2 separate regions of the Homo sapiens genome follow, and region 2 is linked to region 1. Evidence: chromatin loops called from intact Hi-C (ENCODE). Cell type or tissue: B cell. All regions are shown on one strand. Each heading gives the region's core, and the rest is flanking DNA. Links, peaks and the distances in the headings are about the cores only.

The links. A loop is a pair of places that touch in the nucleus more often than their neighbours do. Peaks named below come from ENCODE experiments on the same cell type or tissue, not always from the same donor. Only the 100,000 strongest peaks of a DNase experiment are listed, where the experiment ranks them.
Region 2: a loop joins it to region 1, with 31 times the contacts of the local background. A loop is called at or near these places in 1 of 110 quality-filtered maps.

What each region holds. Positions count from the first base shown.
Region 1 is chr13:88,518,330-88,528,937 of GRCh38, reverse strand. No RefSeq gene overlaps it. Among named protein-coding and RNA genes, the nearest start is that of LINC00433, 17 kb to the left of the region's middle. In B cell, for the core only: no CTCF peak of the experiment used is centred there; no DNase peak of the experiment used is centred there.
Region 2 is chr13:88,451,189-88,461,796 of GRCh38, reverse strand. No RefSeq gene overlaps it. Among named protein-coding and RNA genes, the nearest start is that of LINC00433, 84 kb to the left of the region's middle. In B cell, for the core only: no CTCF peak of the experiment used is centred there; a DNase peak (open chromatin) is centred at 5,456; H3K27ac peaks cover 1,550 bases.

The sequences.
Region 1 (10,608 bases), core at 869-8,868:
CTGTTTAGGTCCAAGGTTTTTTTCATCTCCAAATCTGTTACAAATTAGCTTTTGGAAATCTCATTTATATATTTGTTGAATCTATTAGTAAATCACATTGTTATCTGTTTTTTCAGTAGGATAAAATTTTTTTTTCTTAAGTAAATAAATTTAACTGAGTTTACTCACCATTACATAATGTATTAATTAGTTCTATTAGAGAAGATAATACAAATTAAGTGATGCATCTTTGGTTTACGCACAACACCTTAGGAAAAATTAAAAGTTCATGTTTTAGAATCATTTTCAAAAGTGAAAATAATCTTACCTTTTCATAATCTGACCTAATTGTAGTTTAGTGAGATACTTAACTATTCTTAACTGAGATAAAGCTAAAATATTTGTAAGCAATTTTCTCATACTGGTTTTGCCTGGTGTTGTCGTTTGTATGAATGTAGTATCAATAGATTTTATGCTTATTTAAACTAGAAAATAGAAACTATATGGTTAAATGATAGCTGATATAATTGGGAATCTATTCCTAATGAAAAAAGTGGTAACTATCCTTTGGGATTTTGAATTTCATTGTAATCTCCAGATTCTTTTTTTTTTTTTTTTCATTTTTGAGACATTGCTACCATTGTATACATATAAACAGGACTCTAGGTAGAGAATGCTTGCATAAATATTTTGCTAAAAATGCCTGAGAGCTTCTTTGCTCTTTTCTGGAGTAAGTTATGCTTGCTTAGCTGTCAGAATTAGATTTTGAACTCTCTCCACAAGAGTATCCCTTTAATAGAAACAGATATGTATCATTGAAAAATATATTTTTAAAAAACCCTTCCTTAAAAAACAATTGTAGAGATTTAAAAATATGTATTTTCAAACTGGTTCTAATAATAGTATTACATTTTGTACTTCAAAATTAATTTACCTTGGTCATTTTCCTGTCAAAACACAAAGATCTGGTGGAATAACTTAGATGTAATGGGTTTTGGCCACAGTAATTTATTCTATAAGCTTACCTTTTCAGTTAACATTAATTAAAAGCAGCTTTTGAGCAGAATGTGCACAGTGAGGTAAATAGCAGCAGATACTGTTATACACATTGAGAGGTACAAAAACTTTCAGGTAGAGTTAGGAAGTCAAGAAGAATTTGTTCTGATCTAACTATTATATTCTGAGTCAATCTTCATTATCCATTACTGGAAAACGATAAAGCCTAAGACATTTATCCTTTCCCTATCTTATCTGCTTCTTTTGGAACATACCAATTATTTTATTTGATCTAAAATGCTACAGATATTCTTGGAATCAGTGAGTGATTACTCCCTAAAATGGGGACGAGATAAGTTTATCCCTAAAGCATAATTTATTAACATTGGTTGGGAGATTAAAAGGAGGAATTTAAGTCTTAGTCACTTGGGAAATGACATATATTTAACATGGCAAATGCTTTGAGAGAAAGCTAGATGAAACTCTAAATAGAAAGAAAATAGTAGCACAAAACACAGAAAATGTCAAGCATTTTAAATATGAAAGTAAACGTAATGCAGAAAAATTAAGAAAAATATGTAATTATTAGAATGGTGATAGAGATGGAAATTAGTAACCTGGATGTGATTTTTAGTATCTTTAGCATAAGAATGAATAAGAATTGTAAGGGGAAAATAAGGAACGGGTTTCTACTCAATGACACCCAGAACATAGAAACCATTAGAATAAGCGTAAAACTATAAAAATATATATATATATTTTATATGGTATTTTCATCCTCCAAGGTTTATAAGCAATAAATTCAATAGCAAACCAATAAAGTGAGATTGGTGGGCCAGTAAAGGAGAATGTGTGTCCTGTTAATATCGTTCTCCACCTTGCTGAAGCAGACCATGTGTGTGTGATTTCCCGACTTTCACATACCTCAAATCTCCGAGGCAGGAGCAGAATCCGCCGGAGGCGAGAGTTAATGCATGAAGTCATGTGTACAACTGATAGAGTCAGCAGCCACACAAGCAAGGAATTTTAGATCAGATGAATCCTAGAAAATATTTTGAAATGTGTGTAAAAAGGCTTTTATTTCTAGAGAATTGATGGTGAATTCACAATTACCCGTGAAAGAAAACAGAATCTTGGAACCCCAAACTTGCTATTTCAAATGGAGAGTTAAAATTTGGACCTGAGACACACAAAACTGCCTTCCTATTGTTCTCAAACAGACAGCTGTAATTTCACAAGCTTATGTCATAACGTCATACATAAGCCAGGTTCCCACAGTGGGAGAAGGCTACAGGTCTTCCCAGATGGCCTGTCTCACAAATGTTGGACAAAAAAATTCCTTGTGGGCCCCAAATTGTTTAGAATGCATGCTCCCCCTTGAAACTAGCCCTGAAACCAAGTTCTGTTAAATCTTTTCTCGACAGTGTCAATTACCAGCTTATCTTCACAGGTACAGACAAGACAAGGACAAAATTAGAATTCATCCCTCTTCCCACTCTGAGATGAATGCATCATTGATTTTTTCCTCTACTGTCTGCTCTTTCACATGTAAAATGTAGATTCACTGAGCAGTAATTCGAGCCTCGTGAGAATGCAACCACTTGCTTCATTGCTCACCCTCCCCTCTTTTTTTGTTCTTCTCCTTCTGCTTGCTCTGTCCCCTTTAAATACTGAGGTTCTCAAAAGCCTCTTTGGAAAATGTGCAGGTCACAGATGCTCCTGTGATTTGTGTTTCTCCTGGGCACATTCTCGACCCTGGCAAAATAAATCTCTAAGCGATTGATACCTGCCTCAGTCACTTTTTCATTTATATACTCTACCCTTTATTTTTTTTAAGATAAAGAAGACAACACATAATTCATTAAATAGCCCTGAAAAAGTAAACAATATTTTGTTTTTTAAAGTTAGAGTTTTATAAATTTAAAATTTAAGTAAAATTTTGATTTCCAACACCATTATTTAAAAACATCAAAAGAAGGAAATTATAAAATTATCCCCAATAGATACTGAAGCACAGTTTCATTATAAAGGTGGCTTACTGTAAAAGTGTACATGTATAAGATGCATATATATGTGTGTGGATGTAATTACACATACAATAATATGTTATGTTAAATATATTCTTACATGTAATTTCCATCAGTAAAAAAAATTCTGTGAAGATTAGAAGTTATTTCAAAACCAGAATGTAAAGTTGTATTAGGATTCTCTAATAGGAGATTTAAGATCCTCTATCTATATCTGTATCTATATTTAAATCTAAATCTATCTATTTACGTATCTATCTGGAGAGAGAGAAGGAGAGAGAGAGGGAGAGAAGAGATTTATTATGGGAGATTTCTTACAGGATTATGGAGGCTGAGAAATCCCACGATATTCCTCTTATGAACTGGAGAACTAGAAAAGCTGATGGTGTAACTCAGACCCAGTCTGAAGGCCTGAGAACAAGGAATTCCTATGTCTGAGGAAGGAAAAGCTTGATATCTCAGAGAAAGAGATACAATTCACCCCTTCTTCATGTATTTATTCTATTTGGGGCTCTCAATAGGTTGGATGAGTGTATAAGTTCATTCTCACACTGCTATAAAGAACTGCCTGAGACTGGGTAATATAAAGGAAAGAGGCTTAATTGGCTCACAGTTTCAAATGGCTGGGAAGGCCTCAGGAAACTTACATTTATGGTGGAAGCGGAAGCAAATATGTCCTTCTTCACATGGTGGTGGGAAGGAGAAGTATAGAGTGAAGTGAGGGATAAGCCCCTTAGAAAGCCATCAGATCTCATGAGAACTCACTCAGTATCATGAGAACAGCATGAGGGTAACCACTCCCATGATTTAATTACTTCCCACCAGGTCCCTCCCATGAAACTTGGGGATTATGGGAACTTTAATTCAAGATGAGATTTGGGTGGGGACACAGCCAAACCATATCAATAAGGCACACCCTAATAGGTGAGAGCAAATCTTCTTTATTCATTCTATTGACTCAAATCCTAATCTCCCCCAGAAACACCTTCATAGACACAACTAAAAACATGGTTTTATCATTGGTCTGGTTATCCCTTGGCCCAGTCAACTTGACACACAAAATTTACCATCACCACAGTGTTTTTGGAGTGAGAGAATCCTGAAAGTAGAACAGTAAATAGTGTACTAGAAGTAAGAAAGAAAAGGATGGAATAATTATCACAGATTTAGAATCATTAACTTGATCTTAAACACAAAGCTCGGGGGTGGTGGATATCTGTGCTTTACTAGTGCAAGTTTGTCTTCGTTTATTGAGCTCACATAATGACCTGGTTATACTTAGTTTAAAGTTATGTATGAGCAAGTCTAGGCTTGACTATGTATTACAAAAATACTCAAAAAGCACTGTTGTAAAAATGATAGAAGGCTATTTTTTATGAATTGTCAAACAAGTACAGGAATCATGAATCCAAGACTTTTAATCCACTTGAAGGTAAGATAGATTAGTTACTCTCAATCATAGTCCTGTACTTTCTTATTTTCTATTCCCAGATTTACCTCTTAGTACAAGATTATAGCTGAAGATTCAGCAGTTACACTTGGCATTTCAAACAGCAAGAGTAAGAGAAGATAGATACAGGTCTCTTCTCTATAAGAATACTTCTAAGAACTATTCTTGAGTGCCAACCCTATGAATTTAATCACATTAGCAAAACTGTCTTAAAAGTCTCTAGAATATTCAGTCTGTACTTTGCACCTATGCATCTAACCAGATTTTCATTAGTGAGAAAGAAAGATTACACACATAAACATTTCATAAATATATAGAGGGACTTCTAACATCAATATTCAGTTGTAAATCAGTATAACCTTGAGTTAATAATGACACGCCAACATTGGTTTACAGACTATGAAAAATGCGCCATAGTAACCTATTAGCATGCTCAATGTTTCACGTATTTCTAGGTAGAGTGTTGGAGATGCCACCTTGTTTCAACTGACTGCCTATAGTAAAATTAAGAAGGAGATACATGAGGTTAAAATTTAATAAATATTTTTAAGAATTTAAGCAAAAATTAAAATCATATTAATAAGATACAGCTTTCTGGGTTTAAAATTTAAATTATTTTTTATTCTCTCCTATTCAAGTTTCTCAAATAAAAAGGGACTTCAGAGGAAAAGTTAAATTCAGTATGTAAATATAATATCATTGGCAAAGACCACAGAAAAATCCAAATTAATGCCTCGAAAATATTCAGTTAGACAAAATATTCATTAATTATTAGTCAGCATGCCTCATACTTTTCACTGAAGTGCATCTGAAAATATTAAGAAAAGTGTCCTAATCACCCTTACAGGAAATTCAAGGCAGAGAAAGTCTTATGTTGGAGATTTTTAATGTGTCTTTTGTCTAATGGAGTGAATAACCAATTAATTCATAAGACCCACAAAAATGTTATATAGAGCTATTTAAGCTTGAACTAGAAGGAACAGAAACAGTGCAAAATTAAAGGGGATCTTTGGACCCTCAGACTTCTAAAGGCCAACAGCAGGCTCACGAAACGATTTCACCGGCCATCTCTGCACAGTTGTGCCATGAATGTTTGTATCTTCTAGATGTCAGCCATTCCTCTCCCACTTTTGAGTGGGAGTGGCTATAGTGATTATTCAATTTCTGTTCCACCATTGTATTTGGGTTGAGAGGGATACCTTGTCTTGTTGGTTCTTTATTCTTTAATTGAGATAAACTAAATGTGCAATGTTCTACCAAAGAAAACATTTCTGAGGAACTCTATTGATACATGGGCCAGATTCTCATGTGCAGACCTTGAACCTCAGGAATGAACTTGTTGCAGTGGATCAGTAGTCAGCAAACTGTGGGCAACACAAATGTGACTCCACATTTCCTTCTTGTACTGCCCTAGCAGAGGTTCTCCATGAGTACCCCACCCCTGCAGCAAACTTATGCCTGGACATCCAGGCATTTCCCTACATCCTGAAATCTACAAATCCTTTTACCAAAGGAAACATTTCTGAGGAACTCTACTGATACTTATACATGGGACAGATTCTCACGTGCAGACCTTGAACCTTGAAGAAGCACTTCAGTGAAAAGTATGATGCATGCCAACTAATAATTAATGAATATTTTATCTAACTGAATATTTCTGAGGCATTAATTTGGGTTTTTCTGTGGTCTTTGCCAATGATATTATATTTACATACTGAATTTAACTTTTCCTCTGAAGTCCCTTTTTATTTGAGAAACTTGAATAGGAGAAAATAATCTGAACTTGTTGCAGTAGATCAGAGGTCAGCAAACTGTGGGCAGCAGGGCAATTCTGACCCACATGTTTGTAAATGAGGTATTACTGAAACACAGCCATATACATTCATTTACACATTGTCTGGGGCTACTTTCAAGCTATAATGGCAGAGCTAAGTAATTTGGACAGAGATTGTATATACAGTACTAAAAATATTACTGTTTCATATATGATTATTTGAAAATGGGTCTTAGAAAGTGGGATATATTTTTTATATGCAAATAATGTAAACCTCATGTGGCCAGAGGTCAACAAAAAGGTCTGCACATATTTTGGTCAATTCTCCAACCTATATTTGAGTGTACTTTCTTTCTCCTCAAATATAGGGTCACCTTAATTTCTAATTTGTAATGTGTACACTGCAATAGAAGTAACATTGTCTAAAGCATGGTACTAAAAATCATTACAGCTTTTGCTCTCCTTTCTTTTTCTCAGGACACACACTCTTGGAACCCAACAACTATGCTATAAGAAAGCCCAAATTAGCTTACAGGGAGAGAAACAGAGAAGTCCAAGTAGAGAAAAGTTGACAGCCCAGATGAAAGCCACCAACAACCACCAGGTGGAAGTCGGATTCAGATGATTTTAGCACCCTAGCAAATAAGATATGAATGTACAATCTTGAGACTTATTGGTTGTGGTAGATATCTCACTATTTAGAAGTAGCCAACCTAGTAAAATGGTAGAATGTCTTATAAAATCTGAGTTAATTTGCCAGACTGGAAACAAGACCCTGTGTGTTTGGATGTTTTCCTCTAAGATGCAGTATATGAACTAAAATATAGTGCTGTGTCCCAAACTACTAGAATTTGTGACTTCAGGAGTAATATTGCCCCTGCTCTTCGTAAGTCCCTATGGCTCACCTGTAGAATTTTTGCTTAAATCCTCACAACTTCTGGCTCTGCAAATTTGAGATCCTGATTTTGAATTAGGAATATGAGTGCATATCTAATAAACAGAGTTGTAAGAATTTCAATAAACTCAAAGCTATGAATAACACCTGGTCATTTAGGACTCCTCATTACCTCATTAAAGATGAAAAAAGACTGTATGAATACTTATTATAAGTTTTAAGATTTTTTGTGGTTAACTATTTGATAATTTTAGTATACATTACAAAAACTTACAAAAATATATGTTCTGGATTTGAAAGATTTAAAGCTCAATTGTACTATTTTCTGTTTTTACTTTTTATTATGTTTTCGATTTGTGATACACTACAATTGGTAAATCTGAAGAAGATTTTATGTTTCCCATTATAACTTTATTTATGCTTTCTCAAATTATTTCTGCATTTCTTACAGTTTTTGGCTAAAAAAAGGTATGCTACTAAGCTCACTTGGAATTTGTGTTAGTCTGTTTTTATGTAGCTGATAAAGAAATACCCGAGACTGGGTAATTTATAAAGAAAAAGAAGTTTAATGGACTCACAGTTCCATGTGGCTGGGGAAGTCTCATAATCATGGCAGAAGGCTAAAGCCATGTCTTACATGGTGATAGACAAGAGAGATAATGAGATCCAAGTGAAAGGGTTTTCCCCTTATAAAACAATCAGATCTTGTGAGATCTATTCACTATCACAAAACAGTGTGAGGGAAACTGCGCCCATGATTCAATTATCTTCCAGTGGGTTTCTCCTACAACACATGGGAATTATGGGAGCTATAATTCAAAATGAGATTTGGGTGGGGACACAGTCAAACCATATTATTCTGCCCCTGGCCATTCTCAAATCTCATGTCCTCACATTTCAAAATCAATCATGTCTTCCCAACAGTCCCCCAAAGTCTTAAATCATTTCAGCATTAACTCAAAAGTCCACAGTCCAAACTCTCATCTGAGACAAGGCAAGTCTCGTCCACCTATGAGCCTGTAAAATCAAAAGCAAGTTAGTTACTCCCTGGATACAATGGAGATACAGGCATTGGGTAAATACAGCCATTACAAACGGGAGAAAATGGCCTAAATCGAGGGGCTACAGGCCCCATGCAAGTCCGAAATCCAGTGGGGCAGTTAAATCTTAAAGCTTCAAAATGATCTCCTTGGACCCCAGGTCTCACATCCAGGTCATGCTGATGCAAGAAGTGGATTCCCATGATCTTGGGCAGCTCTGCCCCTGTGACCTGCAGGGTACAGCTCCCAGATGCTTTCAAGGGCTGGGTTTGAGTGTCTGCATCTTTTCCAGTTGCATGGTGCAAACTGTTGGTGGATCTACCATTCTGGAGTCTAGAGGACAGTGGCCCTCTTCTCACAGCTCCACTAGGCAGTGCTTCAGTGGAGAGCCTCTGTGCACCCACAGCCTCAACACCAAGAAGAAGTTGCCAAGGCTTGGGACTTGAACCCTCTGAAGCCATGACCAGCGCTTACCTTGGCCCCTTTTTTTTTTTTTTTGAGATGCAGCCTCGCTCTTTCGCCCAGGCTGGAGTGCAGTGGCATGATCTCTGCTCACTGCAAGCTCCACCTCCCAGGTTCATGCCATTAGTCCGCCTCAGCCTCCCTCCCGAGTAGCTGGGACTACTACACCCGCCACCACACGTGGCTAATTTTTTTGTATTTTTAGTAGAGACGGGATTTCACCATGTTAACCAGGATGGTCTAGATCTCCTGCCCTCGTGATCTGCCCGCCTCGGCCTCCCAAAGTGCTGGGATAACAGTCGTGAGCCACCACTGCCGGCCACCTTCACCCTTTTAAGTCGTGACTGGAGTGGCTGGGATGCAGGGCACCAAGTCACTAGACTACACACAGCAGAGGGACCCTGGGACTGGCCCAGGAAACCGTTTTTTTTTTTTTTTTTTCCTCATAGGCTTCTGGGTCTCTGATGGGAGGGGCTGCTGCAAAGGTCTCTGATATGCCCTGGAGACATTTTCCACAGTGTCTTCGTGATTAACATTGGGCTTCTCATTACTTATGCAGATTTCTGCAGCTGACTTGAATTTCTCCTCAGAAAATGGGATTTTCTTTTCTATTGCATTGTCAGGCTGCAAATTTTACAAAGTATTAGGCTCTATTTCCCTTTTAAAACAGTGCCTTTACCAGCAACCAAGTCACCTCCTGAATGCTTTGCTGCTTAGAAACTACTTCTGCCAGATATTCTAAATCGTCTCTCTCAAGTTCAAAGTTTCACTAACCTCTATGGCAGGGGCAAAAATGCTGCCAGTTTTTTTATGAAAACATAGAAAAGGGTCACCTTTGCTCCAGTTCCCAACAAGTTCCTCATCTCCATCTGAAACTACTTCAGCCTGGATTTCATTGCCCGTGTCATTATCAGCAACTTGTTCAAAGCCATTTAACAAATCTCTAGGAAGTTCCAAACTGTTCCATATTTTCCTGTCTTCTTCTGAGCCTTCCAAACTGTTTCAACTTCTGTCTGTAACCCAGTTCCAAAGTCGCTTCCACATTTTCAGGTAACTTTTTAGTAGAGCTCCATTCTTGGTACCAATTTACTGCATTAGTCTGTTTTTTACGCTGCTGATAAAGACATACATGAGATGGGATAATTTATAAAGAAAAAGAGGTTTAATGAACTCACAGCTCCACGTGGCTGGGGAGGCCTCACAATCATGGCAAAAGCTGAAAGGCACAACTTACATGGCAGCATACAGGAGAGAGATTGAGATCCAAGTGAAAGGGGTTTCCCCTTCTAAAACCATCAGATCTTGTGAGACTTTTTCATTCCCTACCATGAGAACAGTACTGGGGCCACAGCCCCCAGGATTTAATTATATCCCACTGGCTCTCTCCCACAACATGTGGGAATTATGGGAGCTAAAATTCAAGATGAGATTTGGGTGAGGACACAGCCAAACCATATCAGACCCCTATAACCAGGAAGGGCTAAGGTAACTTCTGCATATTTGTAGTAAATACCAGGATGTTTAGAAGCCATATCTGAACTTTGTGTCAGAAATTTTTTACATATTCCTCTTGTAGGGCCTCTGAGCCCAAGCCAAGCCATCGCATCCCCTGTGACTTGCAGTTATACGCCCAGATGGCCTGAAGTAACTGAAGAATCACAAAAGAAGTGAATATGCCCTGCCCCGCCTTAACTGATGACATTCCACCACAAAAGAAGTATAAATGGCTGGTCCTTGCCTTAAGTGATGACATTACCTGGTGAAAGTCCTTTTCCTGGCTCATCCTGGCTCAAAAAGCACCCCCACTGAGCACCTTGTGACCCCCACTCCTCCCTGCCAGAGAACAAATCCCCTTTGACTGTAATTTTCCTTTACCTACCCAAATCCTATAAAACAGCCCCACCCTTATCTCCCTTCGTTGACTCTCTTTTTGGACTCAGCCGGCCTGCACCCAGGTGAAATAAACAGCCATGTTGCTCACACAA
Region 2 (10,608 bases), core at 1,764-9,763, 68 kb after region 1:
TCAACTCTGTTGACACCTTAATCTCAAGCTTTTAACCTCCAGAGATGAGAGACAATAAGTTCCTATTGCTTAAACTGATCAAGAAAGCCGTAATTTTCTGCTCAGCTTGATGAAACTTTAGACAGCACTCTTCCTGACTATAGAATTTTCTTAGAGCATTCACTTAAACTTGCAATTTAAATTTTTTTCTCTTTTTTGAGATATAAATCTTCTTCCATTCCTTTACCTGTTTTATAATTCATGAATTCTTTCTCAAGGACTTGGGAGCCACCCCTTTGAAATGTAAACATCAGATTAGAGCCCCTACCTCCCCTCCCCCATCTCTGTGGGATAGTAGGAGTCTGTTTTACATAGCAATTAGCAAACACAGATGACCTACTCATCTTGACCAACCTGCCCTCTGTCCTCCTCCAATACTTTTTTATTAGCTCACCCTAGTACCTAGAAACTCGCTCACCTTTTGTTTTCTCAGCAAAGTTGAGTCAATTCTCTCTTTCCTATTAGAGTAGTCCTGAATAAAGTCTTCCTTCCATGTTTAACTTATCCAGTACAATTTTTCTTAGTTCATGGAACTTTGTTACAAAAGCCCTAGCAAATTCATACTCCACGGATTGTGTACAGTACATTTGGTAAATTAATAATACTCAAATGCTAGATTTAGAAAGAGTGGGCATTAGAGGAGCAAGAGTTCCATATGTAGAACTGAATAGCTAGTTACACTTCGCTATATATAGTTCACACAAATCTAAGACACAGTTTTGGCAGCTATCGAATAGCATAAAAAGAGCATCAACTAAGTGTATGTTGAGACATAAATGAGATAAGATATGCAAAGTATTGAAGGCACGGTTAGCGTTCATTTATAATCTCAAATGTTAGCACATATATTTATTTGTATATATATACATATAGACATGTGTGTGTATAAAAGCTTATATATACATATTTAGTCATATTTAGTTACTATTATTAAATGTAGATATTCTAAAATTTTTGTGTAGATATAGGTGTGATTAATATTAAATTTTGTAAAAGCACTGCTGAATGATCTTATGTTTCTTATTTTCATTTCCTTTGTAGATAGATGCTAAAGGCATTACCTGCTTATAACTCTTCAGAGAATCCCTCTCATGGAGAGAAATGAGACAATGCATACAAGTTTTTTCTTAGATATTTCTGTAGCATCACATCTCACAACTCCCCACCATGCTTTTATAATATGCATTTATTTGTCATTTCCTTTTATACAACGTATTTTTCAGGCCATCTTTCTTTTCCTTATGCTAATCCCTGTTAGGAAAGCCCTTATCTCTGTTCTTCGCCAGCCATACTCATGCTCATTTCTTCCAGAGTGACCCTAGGCACTGTCTCTTCTATGAAATCCTCCCTGAATGAAGAGGTTGAAAGAATTACTGCTGTGGTGTGGGGTGATCTTTGTGTCTTCTTGTTCTTGAACACTTTCCATATTACATACAAATAATCAGTTTTTATGCCTGATTTCCTCAGAAGATTGTAAAGTCCTTGAGGGCATAGTCTAGGGCTGGTATTTTATAAATGTTCAATAAATGTCTGTAAAAACAAACAGAACTGTCAATTCTGTTTTTTTCTAGGTAACATATGGGTAAGTAAATATTTTGTATTTGCTTACAATCATATAAATTATTGTTATCAATATATCCAAATCAATGTAACTCATGGATTTAATGTACATAATTTAAAGACTTTTAATTTAAATATCAGTAACCAAACCACTGTTCCTGTAAGAAAAAGTGGCTGTTTTCTTCCCTAAAACCTTCTAATTTTATATGAATACTCAAACATTTCACTTTATTTTCCAAAAGTTCTACTTTCCCACTCCTCCCTAGACTGCTGAACTCTCACAGTGGTTGCATCTGCCACTCATGTGTTTACACAGTGAAAATAAATCATTCTGTGTGAGAAAATAAAAAGGATGAAGAAGAAATACAAAATACTATGTGTTTCAACATTCAAGTCTTAGATATTTGACATGGTGTCACACAGTTGTAATCTGATACACCAGTTGTCAAATGCTATCTTCAGCCCTGTTCATCTTTCTAACCTCTAATTCTGTGCAGTAGGACCATGTTGTAATTCATTAATTAGTGTAATGTGCTAATTAAATTACTAAGGATGGGATTTTCTTCTGAACCAACATTTCTGAGTAAATCAATGTTCCCAAATGTATCCTCTGAGTCTGTAACCAAGCCATTATCCCTTACATCTGGATAACTGGAACCACTTCCTAACACATGTCTTTGCCTTCTCATTTCCACTCCTATGATCCATTCTCCACACTACAGTCAGTGTGAAATTGTACCACACAAATCAGATTATGTTATTTTCTTTCTTAAAAACCCTCCAATGGCATTCTATTGCCTTAAAATAAAATCTAAACTTCTTCCCATGACCTTGTAGGCAGTACAGAGAGGACCCCTGCCTTATTGCTTCCCCACTCCCTCTCACACACTTACTACAGTCCACAGGCTTCACTCCGATCCTCAAGCATACCATGTTTTTTATTTTTATTTTTTTGTGATCTTTGAAGGCACTGATGTCTCTACTCCCCAGAAAATTCTGACTGTAAATTTCTTTATGAGTGTCCCCTTCTCATTTTTCAAATTGCTACTCACAGTGACATTTCTTGACCCCCAGTCTAAAGGATGTTGGCGGTTGAATAAATAAGAGAAACTTGGCCTTTAAACATTTATTGAATAACTAATATCTTTTATAGAACTGTTGGGACATTCATATTAGCTTGTTACACTATTATATACTAGTTAGACCAATGACTGGTATGTAATAGTGTAAAAAATAATGTGTTTTTATTTTATTATATTATAATAATTGTATATTATTATATTATAATATTGTATATTATTATATTATATTATAATAATTATATATTATTATATTATATTATAATAATTATATATTATTATATTATAATAATTATATATTATTATATTATATTATAATAATTATATATTATTATATTATAATAATTATATATTATTATATTATACTAATATATTATTATAATATTATATTATAATAATATATTAGTATAATATAATATTATAATAATATATTAGTATAATATTATATTATATTATATTATATTATATTATTATATATAATATATATTATATTATATATAATAATATAATATATTTTATATTATATATAATATTATATTATAATAATTATATATTATATTAATATATAATAATTATACATAGCATTATATAATAGTATAACAAGCTAGCATTTATTGGGCTATAAGTATAGCATGCAGTGTTTTAAGTTATAATTGTAATTTTTAACAGTTAAAATATGATCTAGGTGCTATTTTATCCTCCTGTTATCAAGGAAGACCTTTAGGCACAAAAAGGTTAAATAACTTGGCCAAGGTTGCACATCATATATGTGAGTAAATGGAGATTCTTACACAAGCACCAATATTCACATACGCTACATTGAAAAACTACATTGCAAATATTATTCCTCTGCAATTCACCTATCATCATTACTATGAGAAAGTATGCAACTGTGCAACCTCAATTCAATACTACCGTAAATTGAGCAATCTTTTTAATTCAGTCACAAAAGTGAAGTTCAATTTGTTAATTAAAATCCAGGGTAATTTTCTATCTATTCTTAATAATAAAACAAATTTTTTCTTACATAACTTTCCATGTATTTATCTTATATTTCTGTAAGGTATATGTATGCATAAATTGTATTTACATTTCATTTTCAAGTATAAGAATATGTTTTTGCTTGAGTTGGCACAACTGAAGTCACACATTTAAAATAATAGCATGATGTATAAATGTAAATCAAATGCATTTAAATGAATATGTACTTACCACTTATGTGTACTCAAAGACAAACTGGGGATAAAAAGAAAGTAATATAGAATAATTCCAATTTTAGGAAATATTTTAATACAAGTAAGTGAACAAAAGGCAGAGAGTATTATATATTTTCAGCAGATAATGGTAAATGCCAATAGTTGCTGCAGTGTTCTAAAGTGATAAAGAACAGAATTGGCTCAAGATCCAAGTGTTAAAGGATAATAATACAAGACGGCATCACAGGAAGGGTATAATTTTGACAGGCAGAAATTAACAGGGACCAGTCGGGGTTTTAACACTATAATTCTTTCTAGGAATAGCAGATTAACTTGAGGAAGGGCTAGGGTCCCAAGAAGCTAAGGCACCCATGGTTGATTAATTAACCTGGGAAGTGAGTCTAGAAAGTAAAGTTGTAAATATAAGTCCCATCTCTGCATTAGTACACAGTATGAGGCAATAATGTTATAGTGTGTTTTGCAATCAATGAATCGTTCTGAAAAAGAGAGAAAGAAGAGAGAGAAAGAGAGAATTAGAGAACTAGAACAAAAAGTAGATTAAGTCTTTCCCCATTTCATGCTTTGGAATGAGGAAGAATTTGTTCAGGAGGAACCATGGTTTATACACAAACACACAGGGATTTAATATCTTGCATGTGAGAAATTGTATTGACTATGAGTTCATTAGATCACAGTGCAAGTCTCTAGAAAGACTGGCTATTGTGAGAAACTAGAGTTTCCTGAAGCAGAGACAAATGAGTACATTTCACTTAGTAGAGTTCTTTCAACAACAAATCTGAGAACTGAATCCAGAAAAGCACTTAATTCCAGGTTCAGCAGCTGGAGGAGGTGAAAATATTTTGGAGACATAACTTTTCAGTAACTATGTGCAGTTCAAGATGTAATATTGCATGCATTTTATAATCCCTGTGGTTAACAAAAACTTTTTTTTTTTTTTTTTTTTTGGAGATGGAGTCTTGCTTTATCTCCCAGGCTGGAGTGCAGTGCTGCAATCTCAGCTCACTGCAACCTCCACCACCCAGGTTCAAGCTGTTCTCCCACCTCAGCCTCCCAAGTAGCTGGGATTACAGGTGCATGCCACCATGCCCGGCTAATTTTTGTATCTTTTTTTAGCAAAGATGGGGTTTCACCATGTTGGCCCAGCTGGTCTTGAACTCCTGACCTTGTGATCTGCCCGCCTCGGGCTCCCTACGTGCTGGGATTACAGGGGTGAGCCACTGCACAAAGCCAACAAATACTCTTAAAATAAATTTATGCCACAAATTTGTCCTATTTTTCAAAAATTCTGAAAGCGCTGTTCAAAAAGCAAATATATTTCTTATGATATTTCCAAAAACTTGCTTGTTTGGAAGTTCAAGAGACAGAAAAATCTTTATTGGGAGTCAACAATTATTTTTCAGTGAAATGCTTGCCATTGGTGGCTCAGCCTGGTTTGGAGGTATCTGTGCCCTCTTGATTAGGGCCGTCAAGTCTCTGCAGCAGCATGTACTTCCCCTTGTTGTTTATCAGTTGTGAAGCCGTAAAGTCACTTTCCGCTTCAACTACAACTTGGAGGAGGTCACATTTATATTTCTCAGCTTGAGTGGAAGAGGGATTCCACCCTTCTAAGTATTTCTTTTTTTATTCATGGTCAGATTTACCCTCTGCTAAACACAGCTGGCAAAAATCCACAAAGCTGAAAACTACTTGATTATATTAAGGGAAAAAAAGAGAAGTATTTTCTGTAGCAGAATGTTTCAATTTTCTTCTTTACTGTTTGAAAAATAAACTCCAGCTGTTGTGAAATAGGGGAAAAAAGAAAAATAAATACAATGATTTTAGCTGTATAACTTGGTTCATGTGATCTCAGAGCAGGTTTTCTAAAAATACTGATCTACCTTCAGGATCAGAACTATTTAGTATTTGCTGATATTTAGATTCCTGATTCATACCATTTCTCCCTCTCTTTTTTTTTTTTTTTTTTTTTTTTTTTAATAGAGATGGGCTCTCACTGTGTTGCCCAGGCTGGTCTTGAACTCCTGGGCTCAAGTGATCCTCCTGTCTCAGCCTCCCAATGTGCTGGAAATACAGGTGTGAAACACTGTGCCAGGCCCAAACCACTTCTCATTTGAGTTAGAATATCTGTAGAGTAGAGGCTCTGTATTGTTTCATGCATTCCACAACTTCTGTTATGCTAATTTATGCTAATTACTGAGAAATTTTGTCCAAAATCTCCCAACTGCCTATAATCCAAATTCCATGATTCATATTACAAAATTAATTGAAAACTAGTCCTAGCACTTTTAAAATCAGTTTCCCTTTCACCTTATTTATTTAACAAAAACATACATAGCACTTACCTTATGCCAGTCACTGTTCCAGGCACTTTACAAATGTTAACTTACTTCCCATATAAACATTATTTTCTTCACTATATAGATAAAGGAAGTAAAGTACAGGAACAATTTAGGTCACACGACTAAAGAGAAGTCAGTATAACGAGCGTGAATTTCCAACATTTTGGTTTCAGAGTATTTTCCTTTCCCTCCACAATTATGCTATTTTATTGCTCTAAACTTTGCATATTGAATATACAGGTTTTTGTCAAACTTGATGTGGGTCTGTCTTTAGGAGATTTTCTTTACTCTGTTGTTTCTTCTTGGGAATCAGACATGGTAATTCTGATTGCTTTTTTAAAAAAATATGAAATATAATTTCATTTCCCTGATGCATCCTTTTTCAATCACTTTCTACCTTCATCTCCAGTGATGTAGGTTCTTCCTTTCTAAAGAAGAAATAAAACACATCCCTTCATCTTTCACAGAGTAATATTTCATCATATTTTAAATAAGGGAAGTGGTTCCTGTTCACCTATATCACAAGTGATAGTATTTTAGGAAATACTTGGAGAAACCATAAAATAAAATATCAATAGAAGATGACTTAAGGATAAAATCCAATATTTACTGAGAGATTACCATGTACCAGATATTATACTGAGTATCATTTTTCATATGTTAAGCATATCATGGCCTCTTAATGACCCTATGTATTGGGTGCCAATAGCATTACTTTATACCATTGAGGACACTGAGGCACAGTAAGGTTAAGAATAAAAGAGGCTAAGAACTAGTATTCGAACCCAGGCAGTCTGATGTTAGAGGACAAGAATATAACTTCAGCATTCTATTATTTTCAGTGGGAGATAAAAAGGAGGCAATGTTTTTGTGTCAGAGTTTATATTTAATCTTCTGGCTGGGTTTGGTGGGAATTCACAGTAAGGCCAAGACTGCACAATGAACCTTATCAGGCAAATAAAAGATAGGAAAGTAAAAAGGAAAATGTGTGTGTTCTCTATTAAAGTAAATGATATCTTATATCTTCAGATATGTGTATGTTCTCTATTAAAGTTAAATGATATCTTATGCCTTCAGATGTACACCATTACATGTGTAAGTATGAATCAGAGATACTTAGTGCAAATAAGTACCACTTATGAATAATTTTCAGGCCACTTGACATTAGGTAATAAAAACCTTCTCTGCCAATTATCATCTAAATATATTAAGCTTTTTTGAAGAAGGGTTCAGACATATATATTTATGCATATTTGATATGCACAGGAGGCAGAGAAATACTGGGTAGAAGAAGGTGGTTCCCAGTAAGGGCCACACCCTCAAGCGTGGAACAATGCCCCAAAGTGAGAACATGCATTCCTGTTTTCCTACTTGAATGTTGCTTTTTGGCCCATCCCACCCCCCATTCTGTACCCATAAAAACCCTAGGCTCCACTGGCAGAGGGGCACCAGCACAACAGAGTGGAAAAGTGGAGGAGAAGAGAGGGAGAGTGGAGAAAAAGCAGCCAGACATTGGAGAGAACCATCTTGACTTCAGAGGAATGGCTTGACAGTGAGACTTTGGAGAAGAGTTTGACTGCAGACTGCCGAACTCCAGGAAAGACCACCTTTGCACTCCATTCCCTTTCCAGCTCCCCATCCCACTGAGAGCCATTTCCACTGCTCAATAAAATCCTACACATTCGCCACCCTTCAGTCCATTCATGTGTCCTGGATGCCAGGACAAGAACTCAGATACCAAGATGGAGGGTGCAAAAGGCTGTCACCCTGACCCTCCACTGAGCTGTTAAACACTGAAACCATCTGTGGATGGCAAAGCTAATACATGCTGGGTGTTTGGGGTCATGGGTATCCCTCTAGATGCTGCTGCAGGGCCACTTGGAGTTCATCCTGGCTGCTGCACTCACTCACCTGCGTGTTCCCGTTCCCATGAGGGGTTGAGAGCTGTGGACTGCGTAAATGAGTCAACCTCTTCACAAGTACCATGAAGGGGTCCATAGAACTACCCTGTTTTATCTTCATATTCACAAACACAGTCAAACACACATACATATATTTCTGTTTCATAAACAAACAAACCAGAGGCGCTTATGTCCATTACACTTTTCAATCACAGCTATTAAAATGTCATACTGGTTGCAATTTAGAAAAGGACAAATAGTAGTCTTGTTTTCTAGCTCTATATCTCAAGATACATATTAAATAATTATACATATTAAATAATAAAGAGAACGGAGATTCAAAAAGGGCTATGACCAGATGTTAATCTAATTAAAATAACAAATGTGGAAAAGGAGGCATACTTCAAGTAAAAATTGTTCAACATTAAAAGTTGTATGGAGGCCGGGTGCAGTGGCTCATGCCTATAATCCCAGCGCTTTGGGAGGCCGAGGTGGGTGGATCACGAGGTTAGGAGATCAAGGCCATCCTGGCCAACACAGAGAAACCCTGTCTCTACTAAAATACCAAAAAAAATTAGCCGGGTGTGGTGGCATGTGCCTGTAGTCCCAGCTACTCGGGAGGCTGAGGCAAGGGAATCCCTTGAACCTGGGAGGCGGAGCTTGCAGTGAGCTGAGATTGCACCACTTCATTCCAGCCTGGTGAAGAGTGAGACTCTGTTTCAAACAAAACAAAACAAAACAAAACAAAACAACAAAAGATGATGGACGATGTGGCTCTGAGATACAGTGAAGCAGAAAAAGCAAGTTGATCTCTCTGAAGTTAATATGGTACAATCAACTCAAACACTAGGCAGGCAGTTAGATTGAATGTCTTTTAAAAAATTAAAACATATAGTATATTGCTTTTTTCCATGAATACAAGAAATAACACAGTGTAAAATCAGGAGTTCTCATCTCAGAGCACAGCTCAACCCACTGAAGGTTCTCACAGGTGCAGATTTGTTTTAATTGAAAAACAAAAATGTATATATATCTCTTCTGTGCAACATTGTTGTTTTGAAATATGTATACATTATGGAATGCCCAAAGGGTCTGGGGGTGTGGGAAGATATTGGTTAAATGATACAAAATTTCTGTTAGGAGGAATAAGTTCAAGTGATTTATTGTACAATGTGGTGACTACAGTTAAAATTGTATACTTGAAAACTACAAATAGAGTACATGTAAAGTTTTCTAACAATTAAAAAAGGATAATTATGTGAGGGAATGAATATATTGATTAGCTCAATTTAGCCATTCCACAATGTATTGTAAAATTTTATATACAAAATGGCATCCGTGGTTCAGAGCTCTAAAATGGAGCCTGGAAGCCATTCTAAGAAGGACTCCCTGCATGACCTTGCAAAACTGTAGCTTGCCTTGAGTATTTCAACTGGGCCGTATCACCACAACAACATTCTGGACAACAGCTAAATTTCACCAGCACTGCAATTCCTGAACAGCAACAATCATGAAGTATGGACTCATACTAAACTAACCACCTCCACCAATGATAATTCTTTCAAAAAAACCTGTCATACACCATCAGGGTTCTTTTAAATATTCCTAATCTCCTTCCTTTTGCAGAACACAATTTGGCTTTAATCAAATCTGTATGTCCCAGATTGTAATTTCTAAGACCCCAATAAACACCTTATCTTAGGCACTTTTTGCCTTTGGTCTTTTGTCTCTTCTTGGTTGGCAGTATACATGTTTTAAATGCCTTTTTTTTGAGACAGAGTCTTGCTCTGTCACGCAGGCAGGAGTGCAATGGCACGATCTCAGCTCACGGCAAACTCTGCCTTCTGGATTCAAGCAATTCTCCCACCTCAGACTCCCGAGTAGCTGGGATTAGAGGCACCTGCCATCACTCCCGGATAAATTTTGTATTTTTGTAGAGACAGGGTTTCACCACATTGGCCCGCTGGTCTTGAACTCCTGATCTGAGGTGATCAGGCCGCCTCAGCCTCCCAAAGTGCTGGGATTACAGGCATGAACCACTGCACCCGGCCTTAAATGCCTATTAAAATACATTCAAACTCTGAAATTCTGAGATTCAGACCTGAAAAATTAAACTGTTTCTAAATGAGATCATATTATTTTCTGGCATAAAAACAAAAAAGACTGTTAACATGGTTGTTACTTTACTAATAGAAACTTTCCAAGATTGTTCCTGGGGCATGTGTTTCTTACACATGAACATACATATTTGTGTGAATATGTCTTTGTTTATGTGTGTATGAGTAATTGCTATATTTAAAACTATTCTAAAGATTTTATTTTTATCCTGATGGGACTCTATTTTAAAACACAATGATTTGCAGGTGGCAGCCACATTTATCTTATCTTTTGTGTTGTAAATGTAACATTTATTGTAGAAAATATGAAAGCTTAATTTAGATTGAAAACAAATCAGGCCATAACTTAATCTTCACTT